3 separate regions of the Homo sapiens genome follow, and regions 2 and 3 are each linked to region 1. The links are chromatin loops, found by intact Hi-C in ENCODE. Cell type or tissue: mammary epithelial cell. All regions are shown on one strand.

What was found. Peaks named below come from ENCODE experiments on the same cell type or tissue, not always from the same donor. Only the 100,000 strongest peaks of a DNase experiment are listed, where the experiment ranks them.
Region 2: a loop joins it to region 1, with 11 times the contacts of the local background. A loop is called at or near these places in 80 of 110 quality-filtered maps.
Region 3: a loop joins it to region 1, with 10 times the contacts of the local background. A loop is called at or near these places in 71 of 110 quality-filtered maps.

Annotation. Positions count from the first base shown.
Region 1 is chr7:30,161,425-30,169,424 of GRCh38, reverse strand. It overlaps MTURN (maturin, neural progenitor differentiation regulator homolog), which reads right to left. Exons shown (of 3, transcript NM_152793.3): 3 at 6,663-8,000. It also overlaps the pseudogene RPS27P16. Among named protein-coding and RNA genes, the nearest start is that of MTURN, 30 kb to the right of the region's middle. RefSeq lists enhancers at 1-716, 39-864 and a silencer at 5,917-5,976. In mammary epithelial cell, CTCF peaks have their summits at 2,845 and 4,757 (motif pointing left); DNase peaks (open chromatin) are centred at 4, 2,914, 5,724, 6,524 and 1 weaker place; H3K27ac peaks cover 5,023 bases.
Region 2 is chr7:30,403,159-30,411,158 of GRCh38, reverse strand. LINC01176 (long intergenic non-protein coding RNA 1176) reads right to left here. Exons shown (of 3, transcript NR_108081.1): 3 at 7,104-7,557. Among named protein-coding and RNA genes, the nearest start is that of LINC01176, 16 kb to the right of the region's middle. In mammary epithelial cell, no CTCF peak of the experiment used is centred here; DNase peaks (open chromatin) are centred at 3,888 and 7,488; H3K27ac peaks cover 1,877 bases.
Region 3 is chr7:30,272,795-30,280,794 of GRCh38, reverse strand. All of the region lies in intron 2 of LOC124901607 (a long non-coding RNA gene), which reads right to left. The region is part of intron 1 of LOC105375218 (a long non-coding RNA gene); the gene reads left to right. Among named protein-coding and RNA genes, the nearest start is that of ZNRF2, 7.8 kb to the left of the region's middle. RefSeq lists an enhancer at 1,326-1,445. In mammary epithelial cell, a CTCF peak has its summit at 4,508; no DNase peak of the experiment used is centred here.

The sequences.
Region 1 (8,000 bases):
GGTTTCGGGAAGATGGATGATATCAGCAAATGTTCTGAGGTTGGGAAACAGGATTAGTCACCCGGCCCAAGAGGATGAATTCCCTAGTTTCTGTCTCCTTGGTGACATCACTGCTCCAAAGCGTACCATAAGATGGTGCCGGATGAAAAGTTCTATTTCTAGAGTTCTCATAAAAGTGCCATTATTTTGTTGATGGATTAAGAGGCCAAGGTCACTGTATTTCCCAGGAGCTTCCCTGTCCACTCCACATATGGAATGCTCTTCCTCAGCAGTGGGCAGGCAGGACTGTCCTCCAGGGAGACAAACTCCTAGCGGCAAGCAGCATACCCGGCTCGGTGTTTTACTTTTATCAAAATCCTGTCTGTAGTCACCAACACTAGCTTTCAGATTGAATTTTTCAAGAGCATGTGGCCAATTGTGTCTGTGTTCTTCCACAGTTTAGAGGTATGGGGTCAAATTAGGGTTTGAAAAGCACCCCAGGGAATATTCTTTCATGTGCTAAGCAAAGGCTTGGCCAGAGTTCTGAAGAGCCGAAACCCTGCGAATGGATTTGATGAGTTCATTAGCATCGAGCGAGATGACAGTTTTGGCTTGCTTCTGAATGACAGGTTTTTTTCAAAAGCTTGTGAGGTGAACATGGAGAAGATGCTTCCTACCCACCAGGGAGGCACTGGTTTGTGCTTCCAGAATCAAATCACTATCTCACTTAGCCTTGCTTGTAACCAATTACAGGAGCTATTTGGGAGCTGGCCAGGGTCGGAAACAGAGTCTTTGAAGGAAGGGGATATCAAGAGAGATCAGGATAACTTTAGCTGTACCATGAAGCATAACCCACTCCTCAGCCAAACCACCAGTTTTAGCCTGGGGATGCGAGATAGGCAGGAGAGTAGCAGACGATGGGAGAAAGCAGATCGGATCATGGCCCTTGTGAGGGTTTTGGTCAACTTTACATATACAGGACCAAAAGTAAGCGTGGCAAAGAATGGCTAAGCCATCTTCCACTGAGAAAACTTGGCCAGGTGAGCAACGTATGCTTCTACCCAAGTAAACTGGTTTGCCCGAGGCCCCTGGAGTGAAATCTCCACAAAACACCAAAGAAACAATCCATGTGCGTTGAGATGACTTCATTCATCCCTTTCCCTTTTTTGACTCCCTCTTCCTCACTCTCCCACACATCATCCTAACAGGAGGAAGGAAAAGGACTGCTTAAGCATCCAGGGTTCTCTCCAGCCAGAGCTGCCATGGAAAGCCAGCTGGCAAACAATGCGGGCTCAACAAGAGTCATTTTTCAGATGGGGATTTTTCTCTGAGTACAGTTTGAAAACTAAGGCCACTTGGAAATATGAAGGGCATGTTTTGTATTTCCCAGAATGTGTGTATGGGGATGGTATCTCATTCTTCTTCCCTTAGAGTGCTTTCTGTGCTGCTTCCTCCTACAGGAACGTCCTTCTGTGGGTCTTGCTTTTCCTCCTGTGCGCTGGCAGAGAGAGGATGGTGGCGCGGCCAACACACGTTTGTGACTGAAGACCATGGTGATTTTGTAGCATCCTGGGTATTTCACATCCATGAAGTAGGAACGGAGGCTCTGCCCTGGGTGCTGCTGCTTGGGTCTCCTTTTCTGGAGAGGGATGAAGACCTCGGCGAGAGGCATGTTCTTGTGGGGAGGTCATCGCTGCTGGGAAGGAGAGGACATGCTTCTTGTCTAGTAAAGGCCTTGATGACACCCCATATTAAATTCAGGGAATGAACCTCTTTATTACAAAGTGCTCCACATCAGGCAAGGTGGGAGAGGAGAGAAGGGGGGGAGCGTGGGGTCCGGTGGGACAGACAGACCCGGGCCAGCTCTCCCAGATGCATCTGATGAGGTGAAAGCATCCACCCAGAGTGGCATCACCCAGAGTGAGACTTGAGGGGGGACTGTACATTTCATGTCCTTTCCCGTTACTGGATTTACATTTCTGACTTTAGGGAATACTGAAGTAAAATTTTTAAATTCTGACTTTCCAGATCCATTCCAAAGTTGATTCTGCACAACAGTTTGTAGTTTTTTTTAGCCTCTTGTAGCCCCAGGCTCAAAATGCCCCCTAACATTCCTGAGTAGAAGAAACTAAACATCTAAATGACCAAAGTCATGCAGGAAGGCACGCATCAGATCCAGAAACCCAACATGCATTTACACATGACACTGCCTCCTCCTCTTTTCAAACCTGTGCAGCTCTATGCTCCTTATTTTTGTATTTCCAAAGGTTTGTTTTTGACTCACCTTTCCTGCGTTCCTTTCTCTCATCCGTGCATCATTTGGAAAACACAAAAGTGCTGCTCCTGAGGTTTAGCACCTTCTCCCTGTAGCCACTCACCAGCAAGCCCACTCTCCCATGGCAGGACCTGGAGCCTGTCATTCGGGAACCATGTGATAGCACTCAGAATCTTAGAAGCAAGAACAGCAGATTTGGAGTGCCTGCATTTCTTATGGGATACTGATCTGGCCAGCTTTTCTTTCCCATAGGAATGGAGAAAATCGTGGCAGAGATGATCCAAACAACCCGATGAGCTCAAAAGTGAATTGTGTTTGCCTTTGAAATGGGGTCTCAGATTTGCACTTATTCCTTCTGCACAATAGCACGACAGTCATCCAGCAGTGGCGGTGGTATTGAGGGTGTTTGTGCACGCTGCCTCTGCGTGGAGCAGGAAGGCAGGCTAGAAATGTATTTGGATGGCTGAGGGGTAGGGCCACAGACTGGAACCCTTGGTGTGGGATGGTGACTCAATGGCATGTTACCACACATCAGCAGACGAAGAGAGCTTTCTTCTTGCTCCCAGGCCTCCTCTTGACTAGACAATGCATTTCTGCTGCTGGTTGCTTCAAGGTAACTCTGAGTAAAAGCCCTTTCGCTATGAGGAGGGAGACACTTAGAGGAGTCTGTAACACCCTTGTAAAGAGCTCCTCAGGGAACAAGGTCTAGAAAGAAGGGTACAGAATGGAAAGCCAATTGGTTGTTTCCCCAGCCCTGCCCCCATCTGAGGATCCTGTTTTATAAACTTGTCGCCCCGGTTCTTCCAGTCACTTTCAAAAATCTTTGTAAGTACATGGATACCAGAAAAAAAATGTGTCTGCTATTATCCTAAACCACCCTGCGCGGCCAACCTGCCCACAGGCAAGGCAAATAGCTAGGGAAATGCTCTCTTCACTCCATCTGTTCCCAGGCAACCATGGATATTAGCAGCATGCACTGCGTGAAGTATACGGGCAGGCAGGGCCTCTGTGCTGTGGTGTGAAAAAAAATCATAGATTTCAGTAAATGTAAGACCAACACCCACGACATTCATTATTCAGCAGAGTAGTTAAGAGTTCTGAAACCAAACTGCCTGGGTCCAAATCCCAGCTCTGGCACTTACTAGCTGTGTGATCTTGTGAGAGTTACTTAGATTCTCTGTGCCTCAGTTTCCTCATCTGTAAAAAGAGAATATCAACCATAATATCTACCTTGTAGGATTGTTGGAGGGATTAAATGAGTTAAAAGAAACTTAGTACAGTGTGTGGCACTTAGCAAGGACTACATAAAAGTTTGTTACAAAAAAATTTTTATATGTAATAGCACACACAGGTGGGGCATATTTACTCAGCACTGTTGGCTTCATGACAAAACAACTGAAAAGTCATCAGAATCAGACTGTTCCATACTTGCAAAGAATACAGCCCATACTCACGAGGATCCAAACTCAGCATTTTGAAATCTAATAGTACTAGTGAAATCGCTGTTATGCCACTAAGTGCTAAGATGTTAAGACTGGGCTTCCATCGTGCCTGTGACATATTTGTTGTCCTTTCCACCAATGTATCTTCTCAGTGAGTGAAAGAACCTCAGGGTCCAAGGCTCATCTAATCACCCAGCAGAGTAATTGTCAATACTATTTGTGTTATGGGTCAAGCCTTCCTTAGTAGACAGGAACAGTAAACCCTGAACAGAAGGGGCAAGGGAAAGAGAAGGGAGGAAAGCCTTTGTATTGTTTCCCCTTCCTGTTCCTTGTTGGGCCAAAATGAAACCCCGGGGCAACACCAGGAGCCTCTGTGGCCTCCCAAGGCTGCCTGTCGTTTTGGACTTGAATTCCGGTGGTCTATGAAGCCTGTGGCCATCACTGCACAGTGCTCTTGGGTCTTGTACTTCGGGGATCCACAGGTATGTCTGCAAGTTTTTAGGGGCTCCCAACTATCTCAGTTCTGGCCAGACCTCCTGAAGATGCTCAAATCCTCCCCCAGCCCACCCCTGATCTGTGCAGGCTTCAGGGAGCCAGATATGGATTCTAGGTAGAAACCTGTGTTCCCTGATGTTCCACTGGAAGTTGCAGAGTTTAACAGGCTACGGGCTAACAAATATTTTGAAAGGCCTTGGAACACCCAGCATCCTCCCACCTTGCTCCAAGCAAAATGCAATGTGCCTTCCATCTCATCTTCGGCATTTCCCCAGCCCTTCTCAGCATGAGCTAAATGGCACACTTCATCGACCGGTCAATAAGTCATGTTTATCGAACTGACAGTGTGTGACGCAGGGGTGTGGGAGCTGCAAAGATGGGTGAGCAGGGAAAAAAACAACCCAGTCAAATGTTAGGGTTTATGTATAAAGAAGGCGGCTCTTCACTTCTCTTTCCCCAGCCTGGACATTCACCAACCCTCCTTTCCAAAAGCTCCACAAGGAGATGGGCATCATGATCACCCTGAACTCAAAAGCCCTTTCTTTATGTGGTGCTGACCTCTAGAGGCTTCTAATTAAAAAGCATCCGAAAGGGCCAACTTAATTTTACTGCTGGTTTTTACACTGTACATTGTTGCCCTATTTCCCAACAAAATAAGGATAAAATATGTTACTTTAAATGATCCCTAAAAAAATGCCTACCTTGTTCCTTGACTGCCTAATTAAAACTTGCCCAGATCATTACAAATGCCATTGTTTACTCCAAAAAGGAAAAAAGGAGGGTTAGAGATAGGGAAAGTACTTCAGTTTTTTGTTTTTTTTTTTTTTGCCTATTGTGGTCCTAAGAGGAAAGCACAGTGCCAGCTTTTTCAGGATGCATTTCTTGAGTTTCCAAAGGGCCAAGTCTGCTAAACAGAGACAGGAATGTTCATTCACTCTGATTTGGCAGGGCACAGGGCAAAACCACCCTGACACTCAGGTACACGGACAGCAAGTCCACTTTGTCCAGCCCCGGCGTGGCGTCCAAATGCTGGGTGGTGGGTCTGGTTCTGTTTATTTTGTTGTCCTTCAACCCAAACCTGTACACAAAGAACTCTATGACAATGGAGGATCCCACTCGGCCCAACTTCACTATGGAAACGAGGCTCATTTCTAAAGGGAGTGAGACTGTTGATTACATCCCTAAGCTGAACACCCCAATTTTACTTTGTTGTAGTTCTGACTCCTTATTACTTTCACGAAGGGAAGGAAGGTGTGGAAAGGCAGGAGAAAACACGCAGGGACATAAGCATTTGGGCTAACACACAGCCACGATATCAACTGGCGTCTTCAATTCTAAAAGGGATCCTAGGGGAAAGAGCTTCAGAATCCCAGGACAGTTTTGCCAATCCTGGCCGCCCCACCCTGGTTCTGTGAGTGTTTCCATTACAACTGTGCTTCATGTCCTCTCTACCGACTCCTGACTCCCCTAGACAAGTCAGGGCTAGTGCCCAAAGGGAACTCGGGGACAAGTCTCCCACTCTTTATTTTTACAGATGAGGAAACAAAGCCGGAAGTCGGTGGGGTGGGGAGGGGACATGCCTAGGGCCACAGTCAGCCCAGGAGGAGTCTGGGCTAGAACCTCTTGCCCTCAGCCACTGATTTCAGAATGATTACACGGGGGAAATGTGGGTATTTTTAACACCAGTGCCCGCACTTAAAGGGGCCAACCTGCATTTTATAAACTCTATCTGTGAGACGGATACAATAACTGTAACAAAGGAAGTCCATAAGTAAGACTTCGCCTGCCCCCGCTGCTGCACCACGAGCAGGGTTGGGACTGCTGACACAGAGCTCACCACTTGAGTACAATCTCTAACAGCCACATCGAAAACAAAGGACCACACACTATCTAACATACACACAAGCCTTTATGCTGTGCCTGTAAAGCAAAACTCAAATCTAATCGAATCTAATGGGTCTCTCTATGGAGACCCATTCATTTGGAGAAAGAAACTGGCTCTTAATCAAATAACAGAACTTACCATCAACTTCCAGATGAGTTATTTAAATGCCATGTTTGGTGAATAAATAACCGGGAGGAAGGTGGTGGAGACATGGTGTCATGTCATAGAATGACCACAGAATACAGATTTCTAATTAATGCCAAAAAGAATTCCTAAGTAGGCTAGAAAAAATAGGGTTCTCAAACACAAAACTAAAGTATTGGTTCAAAGAAGTAGAAAATTACTAACTACCAGTTATAGCATCACAATAGACATATGAATGCATCACACAGAAATGATTAATCTTTGAACAATGGCAGTGTTTCATGTTACCAGCTCCTCCCTCTCTTCCCCCAGCCTCCTCACAAACAGCAACCACACAGCGAGCTGCCGGTCCTTTACTCTTTGCTCTTCATTTATAAGCCACATTAGGTGTCCTTTGGGACCAAACATTGTGGAGGCAGAAAAAAAGAGGCAAACACCACCAGAGTTTGAAAGGCTCTTTAATAGCAAGCGAATGGTAATTACATGGTCGGATGAGGTCCTCACTCTCAGGGGAGGGAGGAGGGAGCAGAGGTGGACAGGGTGCAGTATAGGATTTACACTGTTTGAAGCATCTAACGAAGGGCAACAGTTTTTGGCAACCCAATTCACAGTTTTGTAATTTACAAGAGATTTCTTTGAAAGGAAATAGGAAGGCAAAGAAAGCACACATACCCTACCGGCAACACTTCTTGCCTAAAAAAAAAAAAAAACAACAACCAAAAAACAAAAACCCAACAACTATTCCTTGCTTTTGCTTCTTGTGTAGATGACTAAATTTTGCTCTCATGCTCAAATTAAGACTGGATCACGGATAGTGAAGATCTGCCCTAGCATTGAAGATTTACTTCCTCCTCTTCAGAGCTGACATTTGTACTGCGCACTACTCTTATCTTTATCTGCCTAGGTGTCAGAAGGGGCTTAGTAAAAAATGAAACTTGAGAAACAAAACAAAACAGAAAAACAGGGAAAGGCAGTTTACAAAGAACAGACTGTCAGCTTTCTGTCTGGTATCAAACAACTTGAATACAGCTCTAAGTAAATTAAAACATTTATTTTTATGTGGCCTGGCATCTACTTTTAATCGCTTGTGCCTATTCAGCCTTATAGTGCTTTAAATGGGGTTTCTAACATGAAATGCTCATGGGTACTATATTTTCGTAATCCAGATTTAAATAAAAATATAAAAGACAACATATTATGTTAAATAATATGTTGTCTTTTATATTTGCCCAGTGAGCAGAAGCTATAGATATTTTACCATGGACACCCATTGCCATGGACACCACAGGCTACCAGCATTCTGGCAGGTTTCAGAATTACTCTCTATAAAATCTAAAAGACTTCAGCTTCTTGTGTCATACCTGTTATCACTAAACTGGGAGAAGTGACTGGGTCTTTATGAAAAAGGATCAGTTTTTAATTCAAAGAAATTTTAGGCTTCTCCGAAGACTGGGTGATCAGCAATGGCATCTCTTTGGAGCTAACACCCACTGCAGGGGAGAGGGGTCTGTGATCGCTTAAGCATTAATTGTGCTCTTTCTACAACCTTGAAGCACAGTGAGGAGGTTGGCCCTGCCCTCTGGCCTGAGGGGGCACTCCTGCTTCCTCCCCGCTGCCAAGGACACCCAAGTTTGCTTTGTGATTTACCTGCCGGGTGCCTGGAGCCCCTCTCAGATCTGCCTGCATTTGGGAAAGACAGGCTTCTCAGGCTGGCAGCTGGTTTTACTGAAGGAAAGAGCCCTACCAGATGAGCAGGGTTCCTGTTGGTCTCCTTGGCTGG
Region 2 (8,000 bases), 240 kb before region 1:
TGTTGGGGACATCAGACTCATTCAGGCAATTCAGAATAAAACGCAACTGTCTCACAGGACTACCCATGTCAGATAGTTTAATATCAGAAGAGGAGCTGGCTGATCCAAAAACTCTACTTAGAAACACAAAGGATGAGAAACTTCAGGTCAAGATAATCTTCATTTCTCCTCAATTGTCTTCCCCACAGTTCCAGAATCATTCCAGGGTATGGTTGGCATTTCTGAAAGGGTTTGATCCCTGCAACACCTTAAGCAGAGCTCAAAGTCCATCTACTTTCTATCTATCCAACCATCCATTTGTTTCACAAATAAATACTGAACATCTGCTTTAGGCCAGGTACTGTGCTGGCTGATAGGAAATGGTTAGTGTCATGTCTGGACTTTTTACCCTACTTGCAAGTTAGTAAGTTAGACTGTTACTGTTTTGTGGATGCTGGCACAGGACGCAAGCCTCCTGGGTCAGAAGCACAGGACTTTATGATCGACAGAACAGTAGACAACATGAGCACGAGCATGTCTGCATCAGCCCCTGTGCCCCGTAGCCCACGAAGACAGTGTGCTGGGGCACAGGTGGATGCTACACATACAGTGGCTTTGCATGGCAGCTGAAGAACACTGAGCTTGAGGAGCCTGCCATTTTATAGCAAGCAGTAGCAAGTCTGCTCTCCGAACTGGAGGGAGCTACTACTTTATCCTCAAGGTTGTCTGCTGCGAACATAATGTCTGCTGAGAAGCAGTCTGAGTAGAGTGGTCAGGGCCTCGCCTTGTGTGCTTACCCAGCAAGAATGTGCTGGATGCTCAGGACTCAGGGCAGATCACCTCTCTCAACAGTGAACTAAAAACACGCAGAGAGCCTACACTCGCAGCACATACGGTCTAGTGGGGAAGATGGATATATTTATTCAAACCACCAAGTGGGTAACTGCCAAACTGCAACCATGATGAGTGCCCAAGGAAAGGTGCAAGGGCTTTCAGGGCCTATCATAGGCGTACCGTTCTCCCTTGAAATCAAGGACACAATCTGCAGGGAGGACAGTGAGGTTCAGTAAATGAACAGCATGGGCCAAGGCCCCATGGCTCCGAGGAGCCTGGCCATGAAAACTGGATCATAGAACTCAAGGAGGAGCACAGCACAGGTGGAGCTGGGAAATACAAGGTAAGGGCCCACCCCAAGACAGGCCAGTGTTTCTTAAACTGTATACTGTGACCTGCTAGGAGGTTGTGAAAGCAATGGGGTGTACGCCCAACCTCTGTTTTTAAAAAATGAAACAGAATAGAATATCAGAGTCCACCACAGAGTAGCACCAAGAAGCAGTGAAAAGCACGGGTCTGGACCCAGACTGCCACTCATTAACTGTACAACCTCAGACAAGCAACTGAACCTCTCTGTGCCCAAGTGGCTTCAGCTTTAAAGTGGTCATAAGAACATGTGCATCGCATGGGTTCTTACAGGGACTAGATGAGTTACTATTCACAGCACAGCAAGAACAGTGTCTGGCAATCAGTAACTGCCATGCAAGTATTTGTTAATCAAATAAAGGGTAAGTATTGTCTTGTGACACTTTTATAAAATATACATCAAGTGTACTGAGTTTCAATATAAACTGTCTTTATTGCGAGTAAAGGTCAAAAAAGTTTAAGAATTTTGGTCTTTCACAGAAATCTGAAGCCCCTGAAAGATTTCATCAGAGAGGAGTGGCACCAACAGGTTTACATTCCGAAAAGATGGCTTTGGCTGCAGTATGAAGTTGAGGACCTTATGAGACAACCAGCTGGGAGGCTCTCGCAGAAGTTGAGGCAGAGATGATGGTGGCTCATGGGCAGCACTAAGAAATAGCCACAGGGACCCATAGGCACTGATATTGCATGCAGAGATCTTGAGAGCTGTTTTGTGCATTCTGTGGCTAGGTCGCCGATTAGTGGAGAAAATTTTGTGATGGCATCTGAATCTACCTGGAACATCAGTGCCTATATTGGTCACAGCTTCTCTGGTGGCAAATAACAACATCCTTCTCTGGGTATCTTAAGCAAATGGGGGCATTTATAGGATAAATCCACTGGGGGCTAGCACACCAGCATGGAAAATGTGGTGGGGGGGGCAGGAACCAAGATAGTTCTGGAAGGCTAAGAAATACAGGAAGCAGGATCAACACCACCAGTACTCCACTGATACATTCATGAATGACTTCTAATAGTACCGTCTTGGTTTTACTCTTAATATTCAAAGTTCTTGGCAGACACAGCCAATCAACCAAGGTCAGGTCACAGGCAATGCCTTAGCTGACAGGAGACAGAGAGAGGGAGGATGTTAGCCCCTTTGTCTTTCATAGTGGGAGCTGGGGCAGTCACCCACCCAGATGACTCACAGTGGGAGATTTTCCCAGAATAGAAAGGGGCACCACCGGAATGGGTGAAGGATGGCACAGGGGGCACTGATGGTACAGGGAGTCAAGAATGATTCACGGGCTTTTGGATTGTGGGGTCATTTTGAAACTACTAGAAAAGAACTGGATTTTGTTTGGAGGGAAGGGTGAATGAGGAGGAAGCACAGGGCCGGTGTGGACATAAATTGAGTTTGAGGTGCATGTGAGATAAACAACTGGAGATACACAGGGCTGGGGCATAACAGAGGCCTGAGGTAGAGAAACAAGTTTGGGACTCAACAGGATATAGATAGTATTGAAGACATGGTCAAAGATGAGGCCAACCTAGGGCAAGAGTAGAGTGAGAAAAGACCAAGCACGAAGTCTTGAGGAATTCTGTCACTTAAAGACAAGGTAAAGGAGGATGAGTCTTCAAAGGAAACTAAGACAAGGCCAGAAAGGTTGAAGGAAAAGCAGACGGATGGTGGCGTGGTGTTGAGAAGAAGTCAACCACCAGTAAGAAAGTTTCATGCTCATGGATTTAGTGACAGGAAGGTCATGGGTCACCCTCATAAGAGCTGTTTTCATAAATTAATGCAAGGAAGCCAGACTGAAAAGGATTGAGAAATAACTGGAAGATGAGGATATCCTTCAAGAAATACAATGTGGGCTGGGGCACAGTGGCTTATGTCTGTAATCCTGGCACTTTGCGGGGCTGAGGCCCGTGGATCACCTGAGGTCAGGAGCTTGACACCAGCAAGACCAACACAGTGAAACCCCGTCTCTACTAAAAATATAAAAATTGGCCAGGTGTGGTTGTGGATGCCTGTAATCCCAGCTACTCAGGAGGCTGAGGCAGGAGAATCGCTTGAACCTGGGAGGCAGAGGTTGCAGTGACCAAGATCACGCTATTGCACTCCAGCCTGGGTGACAGAGCAAGACTCCATCTCAAAAAAAAAAAAAAAAAAAAAGGAAAGAAAGAAATATGATATGGAAGGGACAGGATATGACAGTAGCTCAAGAGGGTTATGGAGTCTAGGGAGGGTTACTGCAACTGCATCTGACTTAAAACAAAGGGAGCTCAATGTTAATGGCAAAGATGAAACTGGGTTCATTTCTTTAATTCCCAATTCTACTAACCTAAATGTATGATGTATTGGTAATTATTTTATTCTCATATATAGACCTGAAAAGTAAAAAATAAACGATTACATTATTAAATAGAACTTGATTCAGGGATTATGAAAACAGTCTCAGAGTGGGACTCTGGTATTAAATATGTGACTAATATGTTGTATATACGTAAATGATTTGCCTAACTCTTGTACATATGGCAGATTTTTGCAGTAAATAGTCCCCAATAAATCATACTCCCCTCTACGCAGGTGACTCACTAAATAATGGCACATCGGCAAACACGATGCAAGCAGGAGCTTGAGACATACTTGCAGATTGGGGCTTGCCCTCTCTTGCTGCTGGGAACACTTCCACCAACATGTGAAAAATCTCAGGCAGGCCTGCTGGAGACACACAGTCCAGCCAGCACCTATTTCCAGACATGTGAGTGAGGCAATGCTGGACCAACTAGCCCCCAGCTTCCCACCTGCTCACTGTAGCCGCATGAACAAGTAGGGGCAAGAGCCCAAATTTCTGACTCACAGAATCATGAGTTAATTTAAGACTGTGGTTTTAAGTCGCTAAATGTTGGGGGTAGTTTGTTACCCAGTAAAAGATAATTGAAACAGTACATAAAAGTTAAGGAAGGCTAACTGCTGTAATAATAAATAGAATGCTAAATATACAACGGCTTAAATACAATAGAAGTTTATCTCTTGCTCATGTGAACAGTCCAAAGAGGTTTCAGATTGGTGGCAGGCGGCTCTGTCCCATACAGTCACTCAGAGACTCAGGATGTCCGTCTGTCATCGCCAATGTGTGGTTCCCAAGGTCACCTTGGGCATCATCAGCCAGACGGCAAAAGCAGAGAGAGCAAAAAGGACAGCAAATGGGAAGTTTTATTGGGCCCAGCCAAGAAACATGACATGTCTCCTACTCATATTCCATAGGCTAGAACCCAATCACGGGACCAAGGCTAAGTGCCATGAAGGAGTAGTTGCGCGCCTAGGAAGATGAGGAAACAATATGATGAACAGCAGGCACCACAGAATTGTACTGGCTTTTTTAGAAAATAAAAATCACGTTTGTCAGATGCAGCATGGCATAGTGGGAACAGGCTGAGGGCCAGAAAGATCTGCGTGAGATTTTGGTTCCACACTTGTTAAGTGTTTAACCTGGGAATATTACCTAATCCAGTTAGACCTTCATTTCTTTATCTACAAGATAGGGAAATACTTTTTTCATTGGGTTGTTGTGAAATTGGTGTAGTTTAATCTCTACACGTGGTAGAGTGCCGGGTACATGATCGGTGTTCGATAAACGGTAGCTACTGGCATTAACTAAATTGAATGGTATGATAAACAAATCAAAAAATATGGAGGGAAGAGTAACACTAAGCTGTCCAGATAGCAGTAGTATTAGCCATGATGCTTCCAAATTAAAATTACTGAAGTCCAATTAGCCAGGCTTGGTGGCGGGCACCTATAGTCCCAGCTACTTGGGAGGCTGAGGCAGGAGAATGGCATGAACCCAGGAGGCAGAGCTTGCAGTGAGCCGAGATCGTGCCACTGCACTCCAGCCTGGGCGACAGAGCAAGACTGTCTCAAAAAAAATTACTGAAGTCCAACTCAGTGTAATACAAAAAGAAGGGATTAGAATGATACAAAGAGATGAGGTGACTCTCAACATCAAAGGGAGACCTGTGGACTGGAACCCCTTTCAGGACTTCAGAGACTCAGTCTTTTGTTTTGTTTTTCGTGTTCTATGTCCACTTATATTCTTTGCTTCATTCTCCCCAGTTATAGACACACCTTTTGCCTCCACAACTGCTAATTTTAAAATGTGCGATAATGGTATTGTAGTTATGTTTTTAAAGAGTCCCTTTCTTGAAATACACATTGAAGCAGTTATGGATGAAATGATATCAAGGTTTTGCTTTAAATACATTTTAATATATTTGGGGATGCAGATGACATCCCCAAATATATTAAATTTGGGGATGAGTGCAGATGACAAGATTGGCCATGGGTTGGTCATTGCTGAAGTTAGGGGATGGGTGGGGCATTTCACTACATAGCCCTCTGTAGGGTTCTGCATCTGCGGATTCAAATCAGATCAAAAGTGTAGTTAGGTCTATGATGGTTGTGTCTGTACTGAGCATGTACAGATTTTTTTTTCTTGTCATTATTCCTTAAACAACACAGTATGACAACTATTTACATAGCATTTACATTGTATTAGGTACTACAAGTAATCTAGAGATGATTTAAAGTATGTGGGAGGATGTGCATGGGTTATATGCAAATACTGTGCCATTTTATAGCAGGGACTTAAGTGTCGGCAGGCTTTGGTATTCACAGGGGGTCCTCAGACCAATCCCTCACAGATACTGAGGAATGACTGAACCATCCTCTCTACTTTCATATATATTTGAAATTACCCATTAAAAAATAAAAACAAAGGCCCAACACTCATCTCGTCTTGGCTTAGCAATTCAAGAAAAGAAACAAATCGGGTTGGTCCATCTTATGTTAATTTTTTAGCTGTGATTTTCTGCCTTGGTGAAAGCTTTATGTAGTTAAAAGGAAGAGTGATCAGCATTTTCATCCATTTGGGTATGAACTTTCTGGACTTTAAGAGAAATGGGTAAAATGATATACATAAATCAGGACTTGACAGGGTTGAACTCACTACAATCTTTTCATGACCACTTTGCTAGAACACTTTTCCCATTTTTCTTACATCACCTTATGAGAGGCAGAGCTATTCTGGCAGTGTTTTCCTCAAGCACCATTGTATTTAATAGAGTCTCAGGAGAGACAAGTTCAGAGAAAAAGGCACAAGGACTGCAAAAGTTATGGATCTATTTTCTAGTGATGTAGATAATAAGCTTTCAGAATAGTCATGTGTATACTGAAGGTATCTAGTCAGAATGCCCAATACATCAGAGATCTTCTGGCCAGCGGCGCAAAAGAAAAGGATAAAGAGGTTGAGAACTAGTTACTATTGTTTTCTCATGTGATATATTTTCTAAAGAGAAAAAAGCTCTGTTTCTCTTTATTACACTCAAGGTGTGCATAGGTTTTGTAATCGTGTTGCTTGAACTGGTTGATCTCATGTATTATGTTGATCACATAAAAAATAAGGATCAAGGGGAAGAAGGTATTGATAACCTTAGAAATAAAGCCTAGGGGCTGGGTACGGTGTCTCACGCCTGTAATCCCAGCACTTTGGGAGGCCAAGGCAGGCAGATCATGAGGTCAGAAGTTCAAGACCAGTCTGGGCAACATAGTGAAACCCCATCTCTACTAAAAATACAAAAAATTAGCCAGGTGTGGTGGTGTGCGCTTGTAATCCCAGCTACTCAGGAGGCTGAGACAGGAGAATCGCATGAACCTAGGAGGTGAAGGTTGCAGTGAGCCGAGACAGTGCCACTGCACCTGGGTGACACAGCGAGACTCCATCTCAGAAAAGAAATAAAAATAAAAATAAAAAAAGCCTAGGGATATAGGGAGCCAGAATTCCTTGGCTATAACCTAGTCTTTGGTCTTTGGCAAAAAAAAAAAGTATATTTGGAATTTAACTTTAACTTTTATAATTAGACATCTTTGCTAATCAGTCTCATTTGTTATATCCAAATCAGACTTTTAATTTTCACAGATATGCCAAATTGTCTGTTCCAAAGATGGGCATCACAATACATCCCATTCCATGTGCTTCTCTTGCTATGTAACACTGACACTCCTTCCAACAGGTGGTAGAAGTCTGTCTTCTCCCCGTGCTCCTAGGAAGACCTTCATGTCCTCCTTGACCAACAGGGGATGGTGGAAGTGACTCTGTGTGACTTGTGAGACAAGATTCTAAAAGTCATGCACTTCTGCCTTGTTCTCTTGGGATAACTGCTCTTGGAACCCAGCCATTGCAGTGAGGAAGTCAAATAGCTCCATGGACATGCCATGTGTAGGTGTTCTGGCAAACAGCCCCAGGTGAGGTTCCAACTGACAGCCAACGTCAACCACCTGACGAGAATGAGTCTTCCAGCCTTGATCTGCTGAGTCATCGCCAACTCCAGCCAATACTGTAAGGAGCAAAGATGAGCTGTTCTGCCAATTGTAGCCCAAATTGCAGATTTTTGAATAAAATAAATGACTGTTATCATTGTAAGCCACTAAGTTAGGAGTGCTTTGTTATGCAGCAAAAAATAATTAGAAGAACAAATATGACATTATTAAATTAGTAATGCTTTTGACTTTTAGTACACGGGGGAATAGATAAGTAAAATGTTGAATAAATATGAATAAAGTGGAATATTTCTGAAGCAGTCAGAGGGATGAATTAGCCATACATGCAGCAACATAAGTCAATCTTAATACACAGTGAAGAACTAATCATCAGAATGCTATACAGACAATATATTAGGCCGATTTTGCACTGCTATAAAAAAATACCTGAGACTGAGAAAAAAAAAAAAAACCTGAGAAGAGGTTTAATTGGCTCACAGTTCTGCAGGTTGTACAGGAA
Region 3 (8,000 bases), 110 kb before region 1:
TAAACCTGTTCCTTCTGTAAAACATGGATGATCATATAGCAATACCAGTCTCACAGAGTGGCTATGATTCTCAAAAGATTCATTCTCTATTTGAGAGTACTTTCAAATGTGTTAATAGAGAAACAAATTTTAATCTCAATGTTATTATCCCTAGCAGATTGTAATAATTTCCATATCATCTCTAGCATGTTGTGACATTGTACAGTTTAATATATACTAATACTCAATGAAATTGATTTTACCATTTTGTGAAATTTTAATACATTATTGATGCATAAGGATGTATTGGTAATAATTCGTTAGTAGTAGTTTACTAATAAGTATTTACATCACTGCTATAATAATGATGATAGTATGATATGTCATGACACATCTATATCTTTCCACCATGGGATGGATGGATGTGTGTGTGTGTGTGTGTGTGTGTGTGTGTGTGTGTACATATACTCATAGATAGCTAGATAGATGAAATTTGAAAGGAAATTATCATTAAGATATCAGAGACTACCTATTTGAAATCTCCAATATTTAAACTCTTAAACATTTTTTTTCTTTTGATTCCACAGGGTAGTTAACACTTTGACTAAAGAGTCTTTGGGTCCTAAATAGACTTAAATGTGTCACAAAAGTATTTCATGTTAATTAATCAATGACTGGAGCCCTATGGCTATGTTTAACATAGATTCCAGAATCATTTTCCTTTCTAAAAACAGCTTGAGATATAATGTCAGCACCTGCTAATAAAAATAATTTTTGCTTGCCAAAATGGTATGTAGTATTACTAAGAGCTTAAATATTTATATTGTGTTCTATTCTCAATTAATTCACTTGGGCTTTCAAACGTTGTTTTTTTTTTTATCTGTAAGAGCCCTAATTTAAAAACCCTTAATACCAACCAACCACAACCCATGATGCTTTTACTCCATTATAAAGGAAACTCTCAGATTCCATACATAGTGTTTTGAAAGGAATCCAAGATCTTTACTGGGGACATACTGTTGAAAAGACATAAAATTTAGTGGAAAAATGTATCATGGGGTCGGTACCAAGGGGATTTTCCCAGCCTACGGAAGTGAAGACTAGCTTGGAGAAAAAATAGCCCTCTGCTACATAATGCATGTGGTCCCTCCTCCAGTGCAGATGCACCCTCCAAACTGCCTCCTGTCACTTGCTTAAATCATGAATACTGTACGTGAATGACTGTTGTACATGAATGATTAAAACGTATTATAAGACATTTTCCCTTACCACTTCCTCCCTCAAAGTTAGTCAAAAGCCCCCGTAAAGGCAAGCCCTACATTTTAGGACTAGATTGTTTAAGCCTCCCAAGTACAGGAACTCTATTTCTGCTTTATTTTTAACTCTCCAGAGTGCCTGCTTATAGAGAGCTCAAGGACAATCTATATGCAAGAGACTTTGAGTAACAGCTATGGCTCGCTAAGGACAGGCAGCAGTGATTAATGCATGTCCGGAATTACTACCAACTTAACAGACTGTCGTCACCACATTAAGTTTGTGTGTGAAGTTGGCTGCCTTCTACACTGTTCAGCCAGGGCAAGTTTGTGCATTAGGGGGCCAATTCCCTTTGAGTTGCTATTGAATGATCTACGCCCCCAAGTTAGGCCAGGTTGGAAAGGGTAAGGTCATAGTTGCAGAACTGCCTTTCTTCCACCATGAGAAGATAGAGCAACAAGAGCTCCTGGTCAATTTACCCCACCCTCTGTTTCCCAGAAGTTAGCTGGGCTCTGGCTGAACTCTAGGGATACAAGTCTAAACTGGGTAGGTTTTGGAACATAGCCCTGAGCTGGGTCATACCTGGTGCAGGGAAACATCGGAATAACTTAGGACCCCCAATGGAGATATTTTCATTCTTTAAACAGAGTAGCTGAGCATCTGGGGATGTAAAGTTAAACCAACTAAACACCATATAGCTTCAAAAACCTTATAGCTTCTAATCAAGGGACTTAGATAGAAATGAAGAGATGGTCAGAGTACCATGTGGTAAAGGCATACTGGAGCTGACTGAAGGGATGGGGATTGGTGAAGGACAAAGATGTAGTCTGAGAAGGGACGCTGGGCTGAGTCTTGAGAGACTTCTGGCTTCAGCACCCATAGGCATTCCAGGCTGAGGGAGCATGAAGCAAGGGAGAGCTTTGAGCAGCTGAAGAACTTCAAGCAGTTAATTATAGCTGGAATGAAGAGTAACAGGTGAGAGGGTGAGAGAATAGGCTGGAAAGCTGCATGTAACCGGCCTGGTGTGCTGAGCTAAGAAGTTGGAATTCATCCAGAAAGCAAAAGGGAACCACTTTCCCAAACAGGGAAGTAGCAGGATCGCATTTACAGTATGGAAAGACAACTCCAGCAGTATTTTGGAGAATGGATTGATGGGAGGGAGGAACGCACAGTGAAGTGGAAGACTAGTCCAGAGGCTAACGTAGTCATCCAGGCAAGAAGTGAAGAGAACCTGAATTAGAGTGGTGGTAGGGCAGATTCTAAAACTCTTGAGAGAGCAGCCACCGCAGGTCTTGGAGGCCAATTGGATGTCCTACGTGACCAAGAAGGAAGAGTCAAGGATGACAGAGTCAAGATGACCAGGGACAGATAGTCCCTGGTCCTAGCACTAAGTAGGACTATGGGGGAAAGAGCACATTTGAGGAGAGGGAGCTGAATTCAGCTTTACGTAGGCAGAACAAAACCAGCCTTGTAGTTATGGCAAGGCATGGGGTTAGGTTCTGTTGGCTTTAGGCCTCCAGCTGTATGTTGAATTTGCACAGGGGTATGCACAGGTTACCCTAGTCTGGTCCCTCAGCGCACCGGATTTCACTTTGCTCAGTGTTTCTTGGTGTGGGAATCACGTCTCCAGCTCTCTCTGTATGTGTTCACCCTGTGCCTGCTCAGTGCTGTTCTGGGGATGGACACCCTGAGCACAGGGGTCAACAAAGGAGTGGAGTTAGTGCTCAGTTCAGTTGGAAGGTGACCAAATATGAATGCTGGGTGTGGCAAATTAATTTTCATTGTTATCACTCCATGAGCGAGGGAAATGCAGCCCTTGTTATTTTCCAACATAGTCTCCAGTAGAAACAGTTGTTTGTGACACTGAATTAGTTTGTTAAAAAATTCATACCTGAAAAATTGCATCATATATTACTTTAAAAGTAATGACTGTAGTAGGCAGAAAAGTGCTGCCTCTGCCCACCCAAAAATGTCCATGTCCTCATCCCTGGAACCTCTGAATATGTTACCTTACTGAAGCAAGAGAGACGTTGTAGTTGTCAATAAATTCAGAATCTTGAGATAGGGAGCTAGACCTGGGTGGTCTCTGTGGTCCCAGGGTGCTTACAAGATTCCTTAAAAGTAAAAGGGGCAGGCAGGGTCAGAGTGGTTCAAAGAAACGCTCAAGGCTATTGTTGGTTTTGAAGCCTGAAGAGGGCCACCAGCCAAGGGATGCAGGTGGCCTCTAGAAGCTGGAAAAGACAAGGAGATGGATTCTCCCCGAGACTCCAAGAAGAACACAGCCCTCCTGACACCTCAATTTTAGGTGAGTCAACTTAAGTCCCATTTCAGACTTCTGACCTCTAGAACAGTAAGATAAATTTGTGTTGTTTTAAGCCACTGAATTTATGATAATTTGTTACATCAGCAATGGGAAAACTAATACAATGACTATTCTTTAAGGTTTCAGAAGGCAGCTGATTACAAACTACTTCGAAAAAAAATCTGATAAATATGGCCACTAAATCCCTATGTGGCTAATCACATATACTTTTCTTTTTTTTTCTTTTCTTTTTTTTTGAGATAGCGTCTTGCTCTGTCCCCCAGGCTGGAATGCAGTGGCCCGATCTCAGCTCACTGCAACCTCCTCCCCCCGGGTTTAAGCAATTCTCCTGCCTCAGCCTCCCGAGTAGCTGGGATTACAGGTGTGTGCCACCACGCCCGGCTAATTTTTGTATTTTTAATACAGACCGGGTTTTGCCATGTGGGCCACACTGGTCTCAAACTCCTGACCTCAGGTGATCCACCCGCCTCGGCCTCCTGTAGTGCTGGGATTACAGGCCTGAGCCACCACATCCGGCATTAATCACATACACTTCTTCTTGACTTCCTGCCCTCACTCCTGAGCCCTGGTAGTGTAGGGAGCCATGCTTTCTTGAAGCTAGGCCTGCAGGTATCTGGGCTAGCATGCTGCTGTCAAAAGAACCGCATGGAACTTTCCATTGCTGGCCTTGGAACATCCTTGTAAGCAGGCTTCCAAATGTAAGCATTGAGATTAGAAGGGCACAGCATTAAAAAGAACAACCTTTGGTTCAAAGTTTCTGTTTGTATTTTCTAGAACTCTTAAAAGTCAATATATGTAGGTGGACAAAATATTTGGTGAAATTACAGTTCTGAAAATAGCCTTATGTTTGCCAGGACTTGAGGAAGGCCCCCAAGTGATGTCTAGTCCACCTCCTGCAAAGGCAAGAAGGCGGAGGTTGGGAAAGTCCACACTGACATCTAGTGATACAAAACTGCACTGCCAAAGGCTCCAACTGAAGCTATTTGCAGCAGTGGGCTCCTCAATTCTGATGCATCTACTGCCCCCCAAGAGGGCTTGAAGACTCAGTGCACACCAGCCAATTTCAGCTGCCCTGGTGGGGGCCAAAGCAGTTCAGGCTTCTTTATGTTTCACTTACAAACTTAGTTTGGCCATCTAAGAGTTTTGCCTCTTAATTTTTGAAATGATCATTTCAGCACATTTTAAAGCTATAGAATTTACTGCTAAAAGCTTCTTTGTGCTTGCAGTGGCCAGACCCTTTAATGCCAAGTGAATTTTTTTATTTTCTATATGTTCTCAGAACAAATGCTTGGGCTGAAATGTCCTGAGCAAGGAATGATCTGCAGCAGGGGATGGAACCAGTACAGCAGGTACTTGTCCTTTTTAGGCCCTGAGAACACTGTCTGCATTTCATTTTCAGCAACTCAGAAGTCTAAGGTACAGAAGAAATGACAGAGAATGCTTCTTCTGTCTTTCCATTTTTCTTCTATACACCAATGAAAATAAGTCAGCAGAGATACGATTTCTAGTTCCTTCCTTAATGGCGGCACAGTTAGAAGCAAGACTGCATTTTTAAGGTTGTTGCAGTAACCCAGGTGAAAAAGAATGAGGAGGCTGCACAACAATATGAATGTACTTAATGCCACTAAACCACTTAAAATTGGTTAAAATGGTAAATTTTGTGTTACGTCTATTTTACCTCAATTAAAAAAATAATGAAGGCTGGACAGCATCAGTAACAGTAGGAATGGAAGAAGCTTTTGCAGGACTGATCAAATGATTGGATGCAGATACGTTTTCACATCGTTCTCATAGGCAAAATGTACACATGAACAAATACTAAACTGTTTAGAATACTAATGCCAAAAAACTTCTACAACCTCCACATCGAAACAAACAGACCTGAACATTAGGAAATAATCAGATTTTACAAGGAATGTGTTTTTTATACACTTTGGACATTTTCTTTCATAATATGTAAATATCAAAACCTTCAAGCAAATCATACAGACAAGAAAATAACATGTGCTGCATTAAAAACATACAGACTTAGCAAAGAAAGGACAAAAACAAAAAACCTCCTAAGGCAGTTTTGACTCTCAGAAATATACGAGAGAGCTAAAAACACTGACAGAATTCAGTTGCTTCTGTGAAGCAAGCGAAAAAGGGGAAAATAAATAACTTTTAGGAAGGCACTCCAGACCTGACCTGTACAAACAGCAAATTCAAAGGTTTTGAAAATGATGAGTTTTTACTTTTTAGAGTTTGTAATCAATTGAAATAGTGATTCATTGACATTCTGGGGAGGCATTAGAAATGACCTAGAATTTCTCTGGTAAAACATAGCATTTCAGTACGTTTAGAGGTACACGTAGCTGGTTTCTCCAGTACAGTTTTTAACAGGTGGCATACTAATAATAAATCTTGCTCTGTTTCTTAACACCACTTCCCCCAACTGCTAATGATGGGGTGAAAAAGTGAAAAATACTGTCTAGACCAATATTAATAAGGAGAATGACGGCTACAATTAGGATTTCATTTTAATACAGCAGGATTTTTATACTGAATTAAATGTTCATATATGTTTATTTGATAATAACTCATGAATTTCAGTGGCAAAAAAAAGTTTCTTCTGGAGCTCACAAACAGGATGAACAATTAAAAATAAATAAATAAGTCCCACCATGCAGAAAATTTACTTAGCTTGACACATATGAACTTGAGAGGAACGAGAGTTTTGGAAAGTGAGGCCAGCTTCTCTAGGACTTTGGCAAACTCAGTCATCATGCAGAGGAAAGAAGGAAGCAAGTGCCTGTTACCTTCAGTGCTCAATACTAGAATGATAGCCATCTATGGCCAAATTTGAAATGGTGATGCCTTGAGAAACTAAATAATAAGAACTGTCTTTTTTTTAGATTTAATGTAATCTAGCTAATGGCTTGTGTATAATTTTCCAGACAACTTAATGGATATTTTTATGATTTAAAATAATTGTCTTCCATGTCAGTCAAGACATAAAGAATACAAATTTCCGCATTGGAAGAATGAATAGCCTCAGGAAGAAGTTTATATCTGTTGGAGCAGTAATTCCAGGCACTGGTCTACAGACCAGCACCAGTCTGTAATAAGGTGCTCACAGTGAAATAAGAAAAATTAGGACAGTGCAGTAGCTTTGTTATCCATAAAAAGTTAAATGTATTTCATGCACAAGACTATCTTTAGTCTAAGATTAGATCCTTCCTACCCTATGATAGTTGTAGATGGCCATAGATTTGGGGAGTATTTGGTTTTTTGTTTCTTCCTTTTTAAATGTAGATTTCGTTTTTTGGGACAAAGAAATATTGGCACCCTGATGTTGATTCCTAAACTGTTTTTGAATTTTTACTGACCTGTGAAATCTAAAATGTTGGAAACTGTTGCTCAAGAGATCAGCAGTTCTCACCTTTGTTTTCCCTGCCTGCCCCAACATACTGGAGAGATAGGATATACCCCCATCAGCTCGAGCCTCAGTAAGACTTGTTATCAGCAGAAACTTAGGCTCTTGAAGAGGGAGGGTGCATATCAGAATGGCTGGAAGTCATATATGTACTAGACAAAGGCCCCAGGTGGTTCTAAGAGGGCCCAAACCCCAGCTAAACTGACAATTCTCACTCAGTAATACTGATATATCCAGTGGGCCTAGAAATGACCCAGATACCTCATTTATTAATTTATCATCTTGCCCTCTCTACAGGACTGTTATCTTTACTTCCCAGAAAAATGAGTAGGATTTCTCCGGAAGGCAAGTCCCTCTGAAGTATCCACCAACCAATGCCATACAGGTTTTTTTCGTCTCTAACACCAGTCCTTCACACTGTAATTCAGACACACTTTTCTTTACTCTTTCAGGCCATGCCATGTAGCTATTCTTGGTCATCGTTTCCTCAAGGAAACATTGAAGGGATAAGGTCCAGGTCTTTCAAACTGCCCACTGTGACCCGTTAGTGTAGTGGAAAATGAATCCAGCTAAACATGACCAGTATTTTTTTTTTCTAAAAGAGCATAGTATTGAAAGACTAGAAAATATCAAAGTAGGCTGGATGCAATGGCTCATGCTTATAATTCCAGTGCTTTGGGAGGCTGAGGTGGGAGGATGGCTCAAGGCCAAAAGTTGGAGACCAACCTGGCCAACATAGTAAGGCGTCATCTATACAAAATAAATAAATAAAAATATCAAAGTGCATGGAATTTAGTGAAGCTAAACATTGTTTTATGAAACTTTATATATATTCTGAGCTGAGACATAGAATATTTCTCCTAATATAGGTTATAGTTTTTAAAAAAGTTGGCTGTGTACGGTGGCTCACACCTGTAATCCCAGCACTTTGGGAGGCCGAGGCAGGCAGATCACCTGAGGTCAGGAGTTCAAGACCAGCCTGGCCCACCTGGTGAAACCCCGCCTCTACTAACAATACAAAAATTAGCC